2 separate regions of the Homo sapiens genome follow, and region 2 is linked to region 1. Evidence: chromatin loops called from intact Hi-C (ENCODE). Cell type or tissue: ovary. All regions are shown on one strand. Each heading gives the region's core, and the rest is flanking DNA. Links, peaks and the distances in the headings are about the cores only. Region 1 holds the start of LINC01944 (long intergenic non-protein coding RNA 1944). Region 2 overlaps LOC105377727 (a long non-coding RNA gene).

Region 1 (8,330 bases), core at 324-8,323:
AATGATTACGAGAGAGACCAGGGCTGGAAGATACTCAGGGTGCCCTGGAGCAGAGGAGGCTTCTTGGAAGAAGCGAGGTGACCGCCTGGATCTGAAGGAAGAATGATGGTTACCAAGGTCGGAAGCAGTGGCTTCAGACAGGTGCCCCAGCCTAGGGATAGCACAGACCAGGAGCCTCGAATGTGACCATGGGCACCCCGGGGAATGTGCAAGGTAATTCCCTGGGGTACAGGAAGAAATCACTAAATTTTTAAAAATCTTGATAAACATTCAATAAAAGGATCAAAATGAGGATCCACCAATGAGGATCAGTGGTTCTCACACTGGGTTCCTTGGGACCCTGGAATTCTGTGGAGATGCCCCAGGGGGAGTGGTGGACTGAGCATTTTCATTTTCATTTGCCTTATATGTCTATTTTTCATCTTGCCTTTCATTCATTTCAACTATTGAAGTATACTTTAAATGTATGCAACATGTTAGCACAGAAGTACAGGTAGCTACTTTTGATGATAAAAAGTGTACCAGTATTGGAGGTGTGCTGAAAATAATTCTATGAATGTGGTGCTTGTCAACAAAATGTGGAGACCACTGTTGTATATATACAAAGGTGGGGAGGCTGGAAAGAACCAGGAAGGCTGCTGTGGCTGGAATCCAGAAAGGAGTGGGGCAGTACATTGACATGAGGCTGGAGAGGTATCTTAAGGGGCAGTGGGGAGCCACTGAAGGTGCTTGAGCAGGAGAGGGGCTCCATATCATATTTGTGGTTTTGTTTTTATTTTTTTATTTTTGAGATGGAGTTTTGCTCTTGTTGCCCAGGCTGGAGTACAAGGGCACGATCTTGGCTGACTACAACCTCCACCTTCCGGGTCCAAGTGATTCTCCTGCCTCAGCCTCCTGAGTAGCTGGGATTACAGGTGCACACCACCACACCTGGCTAATTTTCTGTATTTTTAGTAGAGACGGGGTTTCACCATGTTGGCCAGGCTGGTCTCGAACTCCTGACCTCAGGTGATCCACCGGCCTCGGCCTCCCAAAATGCTGGGATTACAGGCGTGAGCCACCGCGCCCAGCCAGATTTGTGTTTTAAAAACAACAGTCTGGCTTCTCTGGGGAGGATGATGTGAAGCAGGCAAGAGCAACTCCAACTTAGAACCTCTGTGCTCTTGGGGGTAGCAGTCTGGAGGGGTAAGGAAAGGATGTGTTCTGGAGCCCCTCGGTCTTGTTTCCGGTTCCCTCTCTACTCCTTTTAGTTGTGTGACCTCATTTACAGTGTTCAATCTCTCTGTGCTTTGTTTCCTCACCCTAAAAACAGGAGTCACCACAGGGCTGTAGTGAGGATGAAGCCACATCATGCAAATCAAGGACTGAAAACAGAGCCCAGCACAGAGAAAGTGCTCTGTGTGTGTTCGCTGTTTTTACTGCTGTTGTTTCCGCGATTTGCCTGGGCCCTCCTCCAAGGCAGGAGACTTATCTGTCCACCCTGAGCCCTCAGCAGCCCAGGCTGCTCCTGGTAATGCTACCAACTCACTGTGTGCCCTGGGGCAAGTCCTATCTCTCTATTTGGAGACTCAGTTTCTCCTTATGCAAAATGAGGACCAAAATGAGGATCCACCAATGAGGGTCAGTGGCTCTCACACTGGGTCCCTTGGGGCCCTGGAATTCTGTGGAGATGCCCCGGGGGAGTGGTGGACTGAGCATTTTCATTTTCATTTGTCTTATATGTTTGGATCATGTAAAAAATTTCATTTGAACAAAGAAATCTGTTGCTTCTAACAACCTTTTAAAAGCTTGAATACAAATGGATGAGATGTTCCGTAAAGGTCTTCCAGGTCCAGAGTTGATGAATCTTGTTGCAAAATCATAATGGGCTAGCAGCTTAAGTCGCCCGTTATAAATGTCTCCCCGGCACAGAGTTCAAGTTTCTCACGTATAATCCCTGCCCCCATTAGGCCCGGTAATGCCTGTGAGCAAGGATGTATAATACCTCTCCCCCATCGGCTGCCAGCTGGCCCTCAAGATTTACGTGTGGCTCCTGTTTTTCCTCATGCAAACGCTGCCCGTCGGTTCCTTCCATCTTTCCTAATAAGTCATCTTCCTCACCCTTGGTAATCTCTCTCACTTTTCCCTGGACCGCCTCCAGCCGGCCTTCGTTTATGCAGCCGGCAGATGCCAATTGGCAGCATCCAGGGGCTCCAGTGTGTGAAAGGGGCCCCAGTTCAGTGGGGATATTTGAGCTGAGCTTCAGGCTGCAGGTCTCGAACTTCGGTGAACATCAGAATCTCCTGGCAATGCAGTTTTCTAGGCTTCAGGTCTTCTGACCAGAGGCTGCCTTGGAGTCCAGGAATCTGAACACTTAACGAGCCGCATGTGGGCTTCTGAGGCAGTGTTCTTGAGAGTGTTCTAGGGATCTAGGCCTCAGTGTTCTAGAGACGATGTCTTCAGATTAACTTGAAAACCACTCCCCTTTTCACTCACATCCCTCCTCCATTCATTCATCCAGCCAGTCGGCAAACCCTCACCGAGCACCCACCTATAGCCAGCGTTGCACTGAGAATAAAAAGATAAGCCAGACCCCGACTCTCCCCTTGCCAAATGCATGGTACAATTTGGGAGCTTACAACTTTATGTCTAATACAATGAGGCATGAAAGCAGCAGGTTAAAGAGGAGATGACCCAGGCTCTGGAATGAGATGGGCTGCTCACTAACTTACTGGCTGTGATGGTTAATACTGAGTGTCAACTTGACTGGATTGAAGAATACAAAGTATTGATCCTCGGTGTGTCTGTGAGGGTGTTGCCAAAGGAGATTAACATTGGAGTCAGTGGGCTGGAAAAAGCAGACCCACTCTTTATCTGGGTGGGCACCATCTAATCAGCTGCTAGCACGGCTAGAATATAAGCAGGCAAAAAAATGCGAAAAGAGAGACTGGCCTAGCCTCCCAGCCTGTATCTTTCTCCCATGCTGGATGCTTCCTGCCCTCGAACACCGGACTCCAAGTTCTTCAGTTTTGGAACTCGGACTGGCTCTCAGCCTGCAGACGGCCTATTGTGGGACCTTATGATCACGTGAGTTAATACGTAATAAACTCCCCTTTATATGTATATCTATTCCATTAGTTCTGTCCCTCTAGAGAACCCTGACTAATACAGCGACCCTAGGAAAACAACTAGGCCTTCCTCTGCCATGCTATTATTACAATGGTGATAATAACAGAATGTGCTGCTGGGGGTTATCAGGAAGATTAAACAGGGTCATGGACGGGAAGCTCTTGGCTGATGCCTGGCACACAGCGGTTTTCAATAAACAGTGGTAATTCCATTTTAGGTGGAATTTGCTTTCTTTCTTTTTTTTGAGATGGAGTCACGCTCTGTCGCCAGGCTGGAGTGCAGTGGCGCGATCTCGGCTCACTGCAACCTCCGCCTCCCAGATTTTCCTGCCTCAGCCTCCCGAGTAGCTGGGACTACAGGCGTGTGCCACCATGCCCAGCTAATTTTTGTATTTTTAGTAGAGACGGGGTTTCAGGCTGGTCTCGTTCTCCTGACCTCATGATCCGCCCGCCTCAGCCTCCCAAAGTGCTGGATTACAGGCATGAGCCACTGCGCCTGGCTGGAATTTGCTTTCAATATTTAGGATATTTAGCTTCCTCTTTAATCATCCAAGTCATCTCACTGTTAAAAAAGAATTTTCTTTTTTGCCTTCTTGCAATGAATCAGAGCCCTGAATGAAGGCAGGGAGAAGGCAAAAAGTATTTCTTTTCAGATCAAGGTTCCCCTTTCCTAGGATGCCTTGGGCTGGGGCGTGACTAATCCTTCTCTAAACAAGTCCATGGCCATGTCCTCTCTTGGGAGAGTGGCTGAGAGCTCAGGCCCTGATGCCAGGTGAGTTTGAATCTGGTTCCAGCTGTGTGGCCATGGGCAAGCCACTTCGCCTCTCTGAGCCTAAGGACAGTATGTACAGCATGGTACTGTTGAGGTGTTATATACAGTGAGATCTACAAAGCTTATCTAGGCACATATTCAGCAGTTGTAAACTATTAGCAACAATTCGTCATTCACTGAATAGATATTTATTGAGCACCTAGAATCTGCCACATGTTGGACTTTACACCACAGACATAGCACTTCATTCAAAAACAGACCCAACAATAAGTAAACAAATACAGACATAGATATGTCAGGGTGCTGAGCACCATGAAGAAACATAAAGCAGGGGAAGGGATAGCGTACGATGGGGGCATGGGTTGGGGTATTTAACTAGGACACTGCAGGAAGTCCTATTGCAAATGGGCTGTTTGAGCAGAGCCCTGAATGAAGGCGGGAGAAGGGAGCCTGTCTGTGATGTCTCCTGACCAGGGTCTGGTGGCGGCAGAGACTGGGACTGCAGCCCCGCATTGGCAGCAGGTCTTCCACGATGGGGTGTTCCTCCCAGCTCCCCCCCTCCCTCCTCCTGCTTCTGCTCCCTTTTGGCAACCCCAAGAGGCTGAGAATGTCCTTGGCCACGCTGCTCCCTGGGGCCAGGGCTGTCTCCCCAAGAAGGAGTCCAGTCTTCCCTGTGGAGCTCATGACAGTATTCCCTGGGAACACAAGCCGCGCAGAGGAGACGCCCCGGGAGTTAACAAAGGCACTGAACTATTTAGCTTAATCTCTGACTTCTCTCTCTTGACCTCTCCTCCAACCAAGTAGATAAATGGCCTCGCTCTGTTCAGTGCTTGGCTCGGGTCACAATAAATCAGCTGGCTGTGTATGCATGCACGCTTACTCTCCCAAGCTGAGGCCAGCCTTCCTGTGATAAACCACCAGTATTTATTCCAGTCTGTCCTGTGTGTGTCCTGGAAACAGAAATAATTTGGGGTTGGGGTGTGTTTTCAGGTTCATGCTCTGCTCTTCTTATCCCACAGAGTTTGACAGAGCTAAGCCAAGCCAGAGTTACGCTGACACACAAAAATGACACAGGCTAAATCACAAACCCTGCAAAGGCTGCTGAGTTTCATCATCCCCGTCCCAAAGGCAAGCCCCTCTTCCCTTGAGTAAGGATACCTAATGTGTGTCAGGGGATTCACCAGATGCAGACAGGAACCAAGCCCCATCCTGCCCTAGAAGAGCCTGCAGGCCGGTGAGGAGGGCAGACAACTTTCACCCAGGACAAAAGTTGCTAAGAGAATAAAGAGACATCACATTTTCTTGAGTACTCACTATGCACCAGGAGTTGTTCCAAGATCCCAATTAGCAGTAACGCATTTAAACCTCAGAGCAGCTCAACATGGTAGAGGTGTGTTCCCATCCACAGCACTGCACTGACACCAGACAGCCTGGGAGGGCTGTGGGAGCCAGACTGGGTATGACTCTGTGGCCTGGGGTCAGATGTCTGCAGCTTCCCAGAGAAGAACACACTTGATTGAGCCTTGTTGGGGTGAAGAAGCACCTGACAAGTGGAAAATAATTCCAGGCAGAAGGACCAGTGTGGGCCAAGAAAGGCACATGTGGTCCTGTGGTGTACTCTCAACCACCCAGGTCCTATTATCGTGCCCATTTTCAGAGATCAGTGAGGTTGAGCAAGTTGCCCAGGGACACACAGGAGACTGTTCAGATTTTCACTCCTGGTCACCAACTACTGGGTCTACTGCCTCCAGACAATGCAGGTCACAGGGGCACATCATATGGGACCTCCTGGAGGGCTCGTTCTCATCTCAGATGTCAGGAGGCACGGCCCAGAACGTGCAGGGCCCTGAGATCTGTGCTCAGCGGCTTGGACTGGAGGCTGAGTAGACCAGTTGTGAGCAGGCTCTGGAGGCTATGGCCCCAGCAGCCCTAGTGGCTTAGCAGGAAGACCACAGCCTGCACCAGCCACTCACTTCCAGACCCCACACCAGAGGCCCCTGAAAGGGGGCAGGATGTGCCTCTGGACTTGCAGACACCCACCCCCCATGACAGTCCTCCAGGGGCCCATCAATCCCCACAGCCTTTCCTTCTTCTTCAAGGGCCTCCGCCCTAGAGAGGGACTTTTTCGTGAGAAAACAGAGGTGCCTTACCCCACCCAGTTCCCCTTCCACACTGGGAAGGCAGGGCTCGGAAGGCAGGGCTCAGACCGCAGGGAGGGATGGAGAAGGGGGAGCTCGGAGGCTGCTGGAATGAACTGGGCTGGGGGTGGGAGGCATTTCTGTAAAGGAGGACTCGAGGCCTCCAGGGGCTGGGGCGGGAGGCAGTCAGGCTGCTCGAGATTCTGGCCACTTGGCGCAGTCATATTTCAGAGCCTCGGCTTCCTCACCTGTAACCTGGGGACAGTGGTCGTTCCTTGAGGCACGCCAGGAGGGGAGAATGAAGCGGAATATGGAAAGGGCCTCCCCTTTAGTAGCTGTTCCCGGCACAAGGAGTTTGGGTGGTGGGTCCCCGGGAGGACCTATTTATTGTTAGTATGAGCCATGACGGCAATCATCTAGCAATGCCTGCTGCGGCACGAGACCAGAATGGCGGACACGGTGGAGAAAGGCAGCCCTGGTTGAACTCAGCCGCACGGGGCTGTTTTCCTTCTGCTGGTGGCTGCGGCTGGGGGGTGGAGGGGGCGGGTGGGGGCTGAGCTCAGCTCTTAGCTGGAGATGTCTCAGCATCTGATGTGACACTGCTGTTGTTTTTGGCTTCACATCCAAGACTCTTTCGCGGCTAATTACTCACTGTCTTGGGAGACTGGCCCAGGAACCTGAGAAAGGAGAGAGGAGAGAGAGTGCCGGTTTCTGTTTTGCAACCAGTTAAGGAGGCAGCAGTGCTGGGACCCATGGACCTGGCTGGAAGGAATAAAGTCTTTTGCACGCTCTCAGCTTTATTGAGATATAATCCACGTACAATAAAATTCACAGTTTGGATAAACCTACTAAAAACCTACAAAACCCACAAAACCAAAAAATCATCACCCCCCCCCATCAAGATTTAGAATCTCTCCAATAACATTTCCTCTTGCCCCATCTGTCAATACCCACTCTGCCCTAACTAATCACTAATCTGCCTTCTGTCACTATGTGTTGGTTTCACCTTTTCTAAAATTTTATATGGATGAAATCACCTAGGATGGACTCTTTGGCATCAGGCTATTTTCATGCCACGAAATGTTTCTGAGATTCACCTACATTGCTGAGTGAATCACAGGTCCATTCCTTTTTTTTTTTTTCTTTCGAGATGGAGTCTTGCTTTGTCGCCCAGTCTGGAGTGCAGTGGCGCGATCTCGACTCACTGCAACCTCCGCCTCCCAGGTTCAAGCAATTCTCCTGCCTCAGCCTCCCGAGTCGCTGGGATTATAGGGACCCACCACCACGCCTGGCTAATTTTTGTATTTTTAGTAGCTGGGATGACAGGCGTGCACCCCTACACGCGGTTAATTTTTGTATTCTTAGTAGAGATAGGGTTTCACCATATTGGCCAGGCTGGTCTCGAACTCCCAACCTCAAGTGATCCACCCCCCCCGGGCCTCCCAAAGTGCTGAGATAACAGGCGTGAGCCATCACACCCGGCCGGGTCCATTCCTTTTTAGTGCCAAGTTGTATTGCATTTATGTGGACACGACACAATTAATTTACTCATTCATTTACTAATAACCATTTTAGGTTGTTTCCAGTCTTTGGGTGAACATATGCTCTCATTTCTCTTGAGTAAATACCAGGAGAGTAAATATCAGTGGAGTTATTAGTGCATATTATAAATGTATGTTTAGTTTTATAAGGAACTTCCAGTCTTTTCCCAAAGAGGCTGTACATTTTACACTCCCATCAGCAATGTCTAAGAGTTCTAGTTACTCCATATCCTTGCCATCACTTGATATTGGAAATCTTTTAAATTTTAGCCATGTTGTTAGTAGGGGTTAGTAGGTATCTTACTGTGGTTTCAATTTGCATTTCTCCGGTGATTAATAATGTTAAGTATCTTTTCACAGGCTTGCATCTCATATGGGATTTTGAAAATGAAATGTGGGGAGTCTTGAACCAAGGCCTTGACACTCCCATGAGAAGACCTTGGAAATTTGGGAGGGGATTAGAGGATCATGTGCCATTATCCCTACCTCTCCTAACCTAACTTTTAAAACTGGAATGGTTTATTACATGAGTAATATACATAAATGTATTCATCTTGCAAGAATAGGAAAAATGTCTTATGTAAGACTTGAGACTCCCATGAATGCACTGAGGGATCCCTTTATAACCCCTTGTTTCTTCTCAGAGATCCTTCTTTATTTTTAGTTTTTTGAGACAAGGTCTTGCTTTATGGCCTAAGCTGGAGTGCAGTGGTGCGATCACAGCTCACTGCAACTTCCAGCTCCCAGGCTCAAGTGATCCTCCCACCTCAGC
Region 2 (8,330 bases), core at 80-8,079, 52 kb before region 1:
CCCAGGCTGGCCTCAAACTCCTGGGCTCAAGCGATCCTCCTGCCTCTGCCTCCCAAAGTGCTGGGATTATAGATGTCAGCAACCACGCCCAGCCAGAAAAGGGGGATTTAAGAATATGTTCTGGTATTTACATAAACAGACTCTCGGGGAATACACTAGAAACTAATAAAAATGATTCTTTAAACGAGGAGAATAGGAGCAGGATGAGACTTCTCACTGTGTTCCTTTAATTTTTGAAACGTTATTAAATTATGTAGTAGAAAATAAATATTAATAGTTTTAAAAATGATGATAATGAGAGTACCTCCTTCAAATTGTTGTATAGTTAAGCTTAAATGTAAAAATAAATGTAAAATGCAAAGCACATAGTAGGTGCTTAAAAATGGGAGCTGGTCATCTTGCCACAGTGACCCTCCAGGGTGTTTCTCGAGGAAAGGGCAAGATGATCATAATGATGCTTTGATTTCCCGCTTGAACCCAATACATGCTTTCTGCTGAGCTGGGTCCTCTGGGTGACTGAGGAAATAGTCCCCACAGGCCCTTGCTTTCAAGGCTTTAATGATCCACCTGGGGATCCCGGACTAACAGTCATGGGCTGTGCAGTGCTCACCATTCATTCATCAAAGATTTGAAAGGTAAGAAGGGTCGCTAATGGGCAAGGGGAGGGGCTTTTTCGGATGGGAACAAATATTCGTTGAGCTGTACTGGGTGTTCCTACATACACTCCTCCTGTAATCCTCATATCAACTCTGGGAGGAGCAGTGATTGTGTCCATTTCACAGAGAAGGAAACTGAGGCCCAGAAACTTGAGCTAGGGTGTGTAAGAACACACAGCTAGGAATTGGCAGAGTCAGGCTCTGAGGCCATGGCTGTCCAGTTGCAGGTCTCCTTGTCTTCCCACTACACTACAATGCCTGGCCAGGCTCTAGAAGGATCTGGCGGGTTAAGTGAAGCGTGGGTAGGTGGTGGGATGGGAGCGTGGTGCAGCAGCTGAGAGTGATCCCAGGATCCCCTCTGAGGACCATTTAAACTTGCCAACAACCCTACTAGACAAGCAGAAGACATAGTGCTATCTTCCCCATTCCCTCACGGATTAATTAATTAATTCATTCATTCATTCATTTCTCCATATAGCCAGTCATTAACATTTTAGTGAGAACTAGTCCTTCCCAGGCCTTATGCTGAGAACTACGGACATCAAAATGAGTGGGTCACAGTGTCTGCACCCAAAGAGCTTACAGTCTAGCAAGAGAGAAAGACCCACAAACTGAGGTAGACAACTGAATGCTGGGATTGAAGATGAACATAGAGCCTAGAGCCCAGAGGAGGTGACATTGCAGGGCAGGGGAGTCTCGGAACATGTATGGGCATTTTCCACGTGTGGAGTGGGGCTGAAAGGGACAGCACGTGGTAAGGACCAAGGGGAAGAAAGCACAGTGGGTTTGGATAACAGCTAGGGCTTGGAGTGATTGATGGGGTGCACATGCAGAGGGAAGAGGTTATGGATGGAGAGATGGTTTGGGAAGAGTCAGACCATGAGGCATTGTGACAGAGACTGGACACCATCTTGTAAGCCACAGAATTAAGCAGGGCAGCGGAGTAGTCAGGCCGATCTGGACTTTGAAGCGACCACCCTGGGGGACCTGGGAGGAAGGGTGGGGACTGGAGAAAGAGGCCCTTTGTTCATCCTAGGGCACTCTCCAGTGCCTTGGGGTCTTCCAGGGTCTTGTTTGTGCCACTCCCCCCAACTTATTTTGTGTGTGTGTGTGTGTGTGTGAGACAGAGTCTTGCACTGTCGGCCAGGCTGGAGTGCAGTGGCGTGATCTTGGCTCACTGCAACCTCTGCTTCCCGGGTTCAAGCGATTCTCCTGCCTCAGCCTCTTGAATAACTGGAATTACAGGTGCCCACCATCACACCCAGCTAATTTTTTTGTATTTTTAGTAGAGACGGGGTATCTCCATGTTGGCCAGGATGGTCTTGAACTCCTGACCTCATGATTCGCCCGCCTCGACCTCCTAAAGTGCTGGGATTACAGGCATGAGCCATCGTGCCCGGCCACTCCCCTACTTTTGTGTTGAAAAATTTTGAGATAATTGCAGATTCACAGTCATAAGAAATGACTCAGAGAGACTGCTTGTGCTTTGTGCCTATTTCGCCCCAATGGTCACATTTTGTAAAATGATTCCTTTGCCGCTTTTGAGGAGGAGGTGGTGGGGGGGGGTGGGCACCAGTATGTTGAAGGAGAAATGCCCAGAGAGCTCTGGTGAGAGTTGCCTCCTTCCCCATCACCCTCCCTCTCTCTGTGAGCCAAGACTGTTTCATAGGTGTATCATGGAACAAGTTTGGGAAGCCTGGTATACGCAACTCACAAGTTCATCCTATCAACCCCCTACCAATCCCTTTGCCATCTTCTCACAGGAGCCCAGGCCACTTCCCTAGGGCACCACCCTTGACATGGCCCCATCCAACACACAGTGGATGTAGCTGAGAAGATCAACTGACCAACAGAGGTCAAGTTCCCCTTACACCATCTGTCTGGTTGTGGCGCTGGCTGGTAGGTGCCTGTTCAGCCGAGAACTACATTTCCCAGTACTCCTTGCTTCCCACATGACTAGTTTTCAGCAATGCAGTGTGAGCAGAGGGATCCAGGTGCTGTCAGGATGAGGGGTTAAGTAGTGGCTATGCCATCTTCTCTTTCTTCTCCCAGTTGGCTGTTTGGATGACACCAGGACAACCTTGGGGCCACAGGATGGTAGAGGATCCTCAAGATAGAAGCGGCCTGTGTCTCAGGGCAACCGTTGGAGGAAAACCACCCATGAGAGCCACAAGCCAGGAACACAGCATTAGACTTTGTATGAGGGAGAAATAAACATACGTAAAGGCTTCAAATATACAAAAGAAGCAGAGAGCACACTATAATAACTCATCCTAGCCATCTATCATTCCGTTTCCAGAAATTATCAACATTTTTCCAAGTCTTCTTTAATACACCACTCAACTACCCCCACCACCCCCCGCACTCTTTTTTCTGTTTTGTTTTGTTTTTTGACAGAGTCTCTTTCTGTCACCAGGCTGGAGTGCAGTGGTGCCATCTCGGCTCACTGCAACCTCCGCCTCCCGGGTTCAAGCGATTCTCCTGTCTCAGCCTCCCGAGTAGCTGGGATTACAGGCACGCACCACCACGCCCAGCTAATTTTTGTAGTTTTAGTAGAGACAGGGTTTCACCATGTTGGCCAGGATGGTCTCGATCTCTTGACCTTATGATCCTCCCACCTTGGCCTCCCAAAGTGCTGGGATTACAGGCGTGAGCCACCGCGCCTGGCCTCTGACCCCATTTTAAATTGTTTGCTGGAGTATTGTAAAGTAATTACCAGACATCATGCACAAGGGCAAACAAAATCAAAAGGTAAACACCCTTTATCATGCTAAGCCACCGAGATGAGGGGCCGTTCACCACAGCAGTTAGACAGCCCTGACTGATGTGGTGGACTCTCTGTACCCAGCTGTGGAATTGGACATAACGGGCCTGTTCTCCTGGGCTGTGCAGTGTGCAAAGGAATGCGTCTGGGCCCAAAGCAGCAAGGCTGCCGAGCCTTCCAGCCCTCTGAGAAGGAGTTCTCTTTGTTCTTCTGGCCCAGCTGCACCCAGCCCCTACCGCCCACTTCTTCCTCCTTCCAGGCTGGGGCTGCCCAGAGGAGAAGCAGACGCAAGGTGGGATGAGAAACAGAGTGTTTTGCAGACCAAGTCTGGCTTGGGCTGGGCTGGGTGTGGCGGGGTGAGGCCGTGCTAGAACACAGAGAGCAGGCAGAAGGCATGGATATTGGAAAGTCAGGGCCTAGAGCAGGGGCTGGAGCCAGGGGAGCAAAACCTTTTTTTGCCTTTTGGCTTGGCTTGTGTTCATGACCCTGAAGCTCAGAAGCTGGATGGAGCTTTGTGGTCAGAACCTCCAGAAAGCTTGAGTCCATTGAAGAAGTCATTACTGAGCACGAGTAGGGCAGCTCTGTGCTGTGGGCTGAATGCTGGCTTAGCTACTCTTCCCAGCCTTGTGACCTCAGATAGGCCCCCTCAACCCTCTGAGCCACAGGCTCCCTGTATTGAAAGTGAGGATGAGAATATCAATTTTACCTGGTCCTGGGGAAATTAGACTTGATGTACAGAGAAAGCCTGACACGCAGTAGGTTCTCAATGACTCATAGCCATTGCTATTGATCTCTGTTAACAACATGACACAAGTATAGGAGTGCAAATTTGCATCCATCCACAGAATGGACCAGGGCCCCAGGATGCTGGGCCTCACCCTCTTGGGAGCTGTTTTCAGAGGAGGAGAAACAGAAAATGCAGGGAGCCAAAGGGCTTGCCCTGGGAGCGGCCAGGTCTAGTTTTGTATGTCAGAGGAGCAAGGGTGGGTGGAATCCTGCAGTTCAGGGACTCTTTCCTGGAAGGGGCTGGATTGGCAACAAAAGACTCCCTCCCTTGGAAAGTAGCCTCACAGCTGTCAGGAAAAAACAGCTGTGTGGCTTCCTTTCAAAGAAGTGAGACCTCAGTCCTATGGGGAAACAGAGCAAGACATGATGGAAAACAGGAACTCCCAGGCCGGTTCTCTAGCAGGGGATGGATGTGGTTCAAAGCCCAGCTCTGCTGCTTGCTGGCTGTGTGACCTTGGGCAAGTTACTTCACCTCTCTGAGCCTTAGTAACATCATGTTTTAAATGGGATAATGATGCTCATCTCACAAGGCTATTGGGAGAAGAGGAAAAGATATTAAATCGAAAATGCCTTGCTCAGTGCCTGGTACCCTGGAAGCACTTAATAAATCATCATTGTAAATCACTCACCCCTAGGGCTTAAAATGAACCCGTTTCTTCTCTTAAGAGACTTTAAATATGGGCGACTCCATCGTCTCTTGTTTACCCTGCATCGACTCCCTAGATGGGCTTGTCCTCTTCCACAGCATTAAACACTGTTCCATGACATCGGCTCTGGAGTCGGCATTTGAAACCAGACACCCTTGCCATTGCTGGTCACAGATTCTTGATATTACCCTAAATGGCACCCCCACCCCCAGCCCTTCCCATTTTGGGAAAGGACCTCCATTCAGCTGTAAGATCTTTTTTGTGTGTGTGTGAGTACATAGTAGATATATATATGTTGATGGGGTACAGGAGATGTTTTGATACAGGCATGCGATGTGAAATAACCACGTCATGGGGAATGGGGTATCCATCCCCTCAAGCATTTATCCTTTGAGTTACAATTCAATTACACTCTAACTTATTCTAAAATGTACAATTAAGTTACTACGGCTATAGTCACTCTATTGTGCTATCAAATAGTAGGTCTTATTCACCCTTTCTATTTTTGTTGCACCCGGTTAAAAGATCTTGATTATTGTCTTTCCCCCAAGCCCCCAAGTCCAACCCACCAGGAGGTCCTGATGGCTCCATCATCAGCATGTATCTCCCATCTCACCCATCCCCACCTCCACTGCCGCCGCAACGGTCCACCCCCACCCCCAATGCTCCTGGCTCTCTGCTGCTCAGACCCCTCCCCACGCTCCCTGCTCTCACTCTCGCCCCTTCTACAGTCAGCTCTCCACACAGAAGCCTCACCTTTTTCTTTTAATTTTTAACAGAAATCCTAGACTTACAGAAAAATGGCAATAGTACAAAGCCTTCCCACACAGCCTTCCCTCTACTCCCTGCATTTGCTTGTCTCTTTCTATCTACAGATGTATTTTTTCTAGAACATTAGAGTCAGTTGCAAACATGATGCCCCTTTACCCCTAAATACTCTAGTGGGACATTTCGACACACAAAGACACTCACATGACTGCAGCACGGTGATCAAAAGCAGCGCTTGTGACACGGTCTAGGTAGCAGACCTGCAGCCCTGTTCACTGCTGCCTGTCTCCCAGAAGGAGCGTCTGGCTCACACATCACCTTCTGTCCTCCTGCCTCTTCAGTCTCCTTTACCTGGGAGCAGTACCTTCATCTGTCTTCACCTGTCACAACCTTGGCATTTTGAATACAGTCCAATGATTTTACAGCACTTCCCTCCATCTCGGCTTGTCTAATATTTCCTCACACGGTGAGCTTTTAAAAGGTATGGGGGTCAGGCACGGCAGCTCACGCCTGTAATCCCAGGACTTTGGGAAGCCGAGGCAGGTGGATCACTTGAGGTCAGCAGTTCGACACCAGCTTGGCTAACATGGTGAAACCCTGTCTCTACTAAAAATAGAAAAAATTACCAGGCATGGTGGCACGTGCGTGTAATCCCAGCGACTCAGGAGGCTGAGGCAGGAGAATCGCTTGAGCTCAGGAGGTGGAGGTTGCAGTGAATCGAGATCGTGCCACTGCACTCTAGCCTGGGTGACAGAGCGAGACTTCATCCAAAAAAAAAAAAAGTAAAATAAATAAATAAATAAGGTATAGGAGATCTCCTCACTTGTCAGCTCTCAACCCTGCAATGGCTGGCTACCAAATCCTGAGAAAATGCCAACTCCCCACCAGGCCCTTCACCAGGAGGGCTTTGCCCAACTCTCTCCCTCTGCTCTCTCGACACCAACAATCTGACCTCTGCCTCAGTGCCCTGGCCCTGCCACTCCTCTCTGGGGACTGATGGGAGGTTTGAGGGGCTCCCTGTCTTCTCACTTTTCACTGACCATTGGCTCATATGAGTGCCCCCTCTCTCTAAGAAAGTATCTTAACCTGTCCCATGTGATATTGTAGAATTTGTCTTGAGCCCTGGTGTGTGACAAGGAAGATCCAGAAGGGACTCCTTTGTATGACACAGGTAGACCTGGCGTGTCATGCCCTGGTGTTACTTTTTAGCTGTGTGGCCTTGGACAAGTTACTTAACATCTCTGATCCTCTATTTCCTCATCTGGAAAGAGGGAATAGGAAGAAGATTTGAGATAGTGAACGTAAAAGTACCTGACACATAACAGGTTTGTCTTCTCTCCAGATGGTGAAATTAGACCCATTACATCTTCTGGAGAAACTGGAAGGGGCTTGCAGTAGGTTGAATGGTGGCCGCCCCAGAAGATATGTCCTTGGAACCTGCTAATGAAACCTTACTTGAAAAAGGCATCTTTGGGCCGGGCACAGTGGCTCACACCTGTAATCCCAGCACTTTGCGAGGCCAAGGCCAGTGGATCACCTGAAGTCAGGAGTTCAAGACCAGCCTGGCCAACATGGCGAAATCCCATCTCTACTAAAAATACAAAAAGTATCTGGGTGTGGTGGTGGGTGCCTGTAACCCCATCTACTCGGGAGCCTGAGGAAGGAGAATAACTTGAACCTGGGAGGCAGAGGTTGCAGTGAGCCGAGGTCGCGCCACTGCACCCCAGCCTGGGCGACAGAGCGAGACTCCGTCTCAAAAAAAAAAAAAAAAAAAAAAAAAAAAAAAAAAAAAAAAAAAAGAGAGAGAGAGAAAGGCATCTTTGTCAATGTATTTAAGTTAAGGATCTTGAGATGAGATTATCCTGGATTGTCCAGTTAACCCTGAATCCAGTGACAAGTGTCTTTAAAAGAGATACACAGAGGAGAAGACAGACACAAAGAGAGAAGGTGATGTGAAGATGGGGGCAGAGATTGGAGGGACGCAGCTACAAGCCAAGAAAACCAAGGATTGCTGGCAGCCACCAGAGGCTGGGAGAGAGGCCTGGGTTGAGACGGCCTCAGAGCCTCCAGAGGGAGCCTGGTCCTGCTGACACCTCAGTTTTGGAGTTCTGACCTCCAGAACTATGAGAAAATAAATTTCTGTTGTTTCAAGCCACCGAGTTTGTGGTAACTTTTCATGGCAGACCTAGGAAACTAATACAGGAATGAACTTGGGGAAAACAACAGTGGGAAGGTCCTTGCCCAGTGGAGCCCTTCCTGGATGGCACTGTCCACACCCAGGGCTTCATTCCTTCTCCAAAGAGGCAGGATTGGAGGGGGCCCTGAGGACTGAGAGTGGGAAATGGCCCAGTCTGAAGTCTTCTGAGCCAGAGGTCTCCCAACGCCCCTTCCTTCTCTCCCTGGAGTCTCCCTTTGAAAGGGCAAACATGAGAGAGAGTGGCTCAGTCCCTGGAGCATCACAGCTGCTTGGATCCAGGCGGAGTGGAGTTGGGGAGATGGCTGTTTGCAGAGGTTGTTTGGGGATGCTGACTGCCAGCATCCAGGGGCCTTGGGGATCTTGGGGGCCAGTGGGATGTTATAGTTCCCCTGCCATGGTGGTGGGAAGAGGGGGCCATTAATCTGTGGAAACAGGGTGGTCCTCCTGTAGCTCATTGCTTAGACAACATGGGATGAGATTCTGGGGTCCTTTTGAGACAGTTCTGCTCATGA

Evidence for each region. Hi-C counts contacts between places; a loop is a spot of excess contacts. Peaks named below come from ENCODE experiments on the same cell type or tissue, not always from the same donor. Only the 100,000 strongest peaks of a DNase experiment are listed, where the experiment ranks them.
Region 2: a loop joins it to region 1, with 1.8 times the contacts of the local background. A loop is called at or near these places in 8 of 110 quality-filtered maps.

Annotation. Positions count from the first base shown.
Region 1 is chr5:172,552,674-172,561,003 of GRCh38, forward strand. It overlaps LINC01944 (long intergenic non-protein coding RNA 1944), which reads right to left and starts at 6,341. Exons shown (of 3, transcript NR_146726.1): 1 at 6,266-6,341; 2 at 5,194-5,422; 3 at 4,052-4,829. In ovary, for the core only: a CTCF peak has its summit at 4,329; DNase peaks (open chromatin) are centred at 4,468, 4,568 and 6,508; H3K4me3 peaks cover 750 bases; H3K27ac peaks cover 3,415 bases.
Region 2 is chr5:172,500,549-172,508,878 of GRCh38, forward strand. All of the region lies in intron 1 of LOC105377727 (a long non-coding RNA gene), which reads left to right. It also overlaps LOC107984004. Among named protein-coding and RNA genes, the nearest start is that of SH3PXD2B, 50 kb to the left of the region's middle. In ovary, for the core only: no CTCF peak of the experiment used is centred there; DNase peaks (open chromatin) are centred at 3,733 and 4,343; H3K27ac peaks cover 2,994 bases.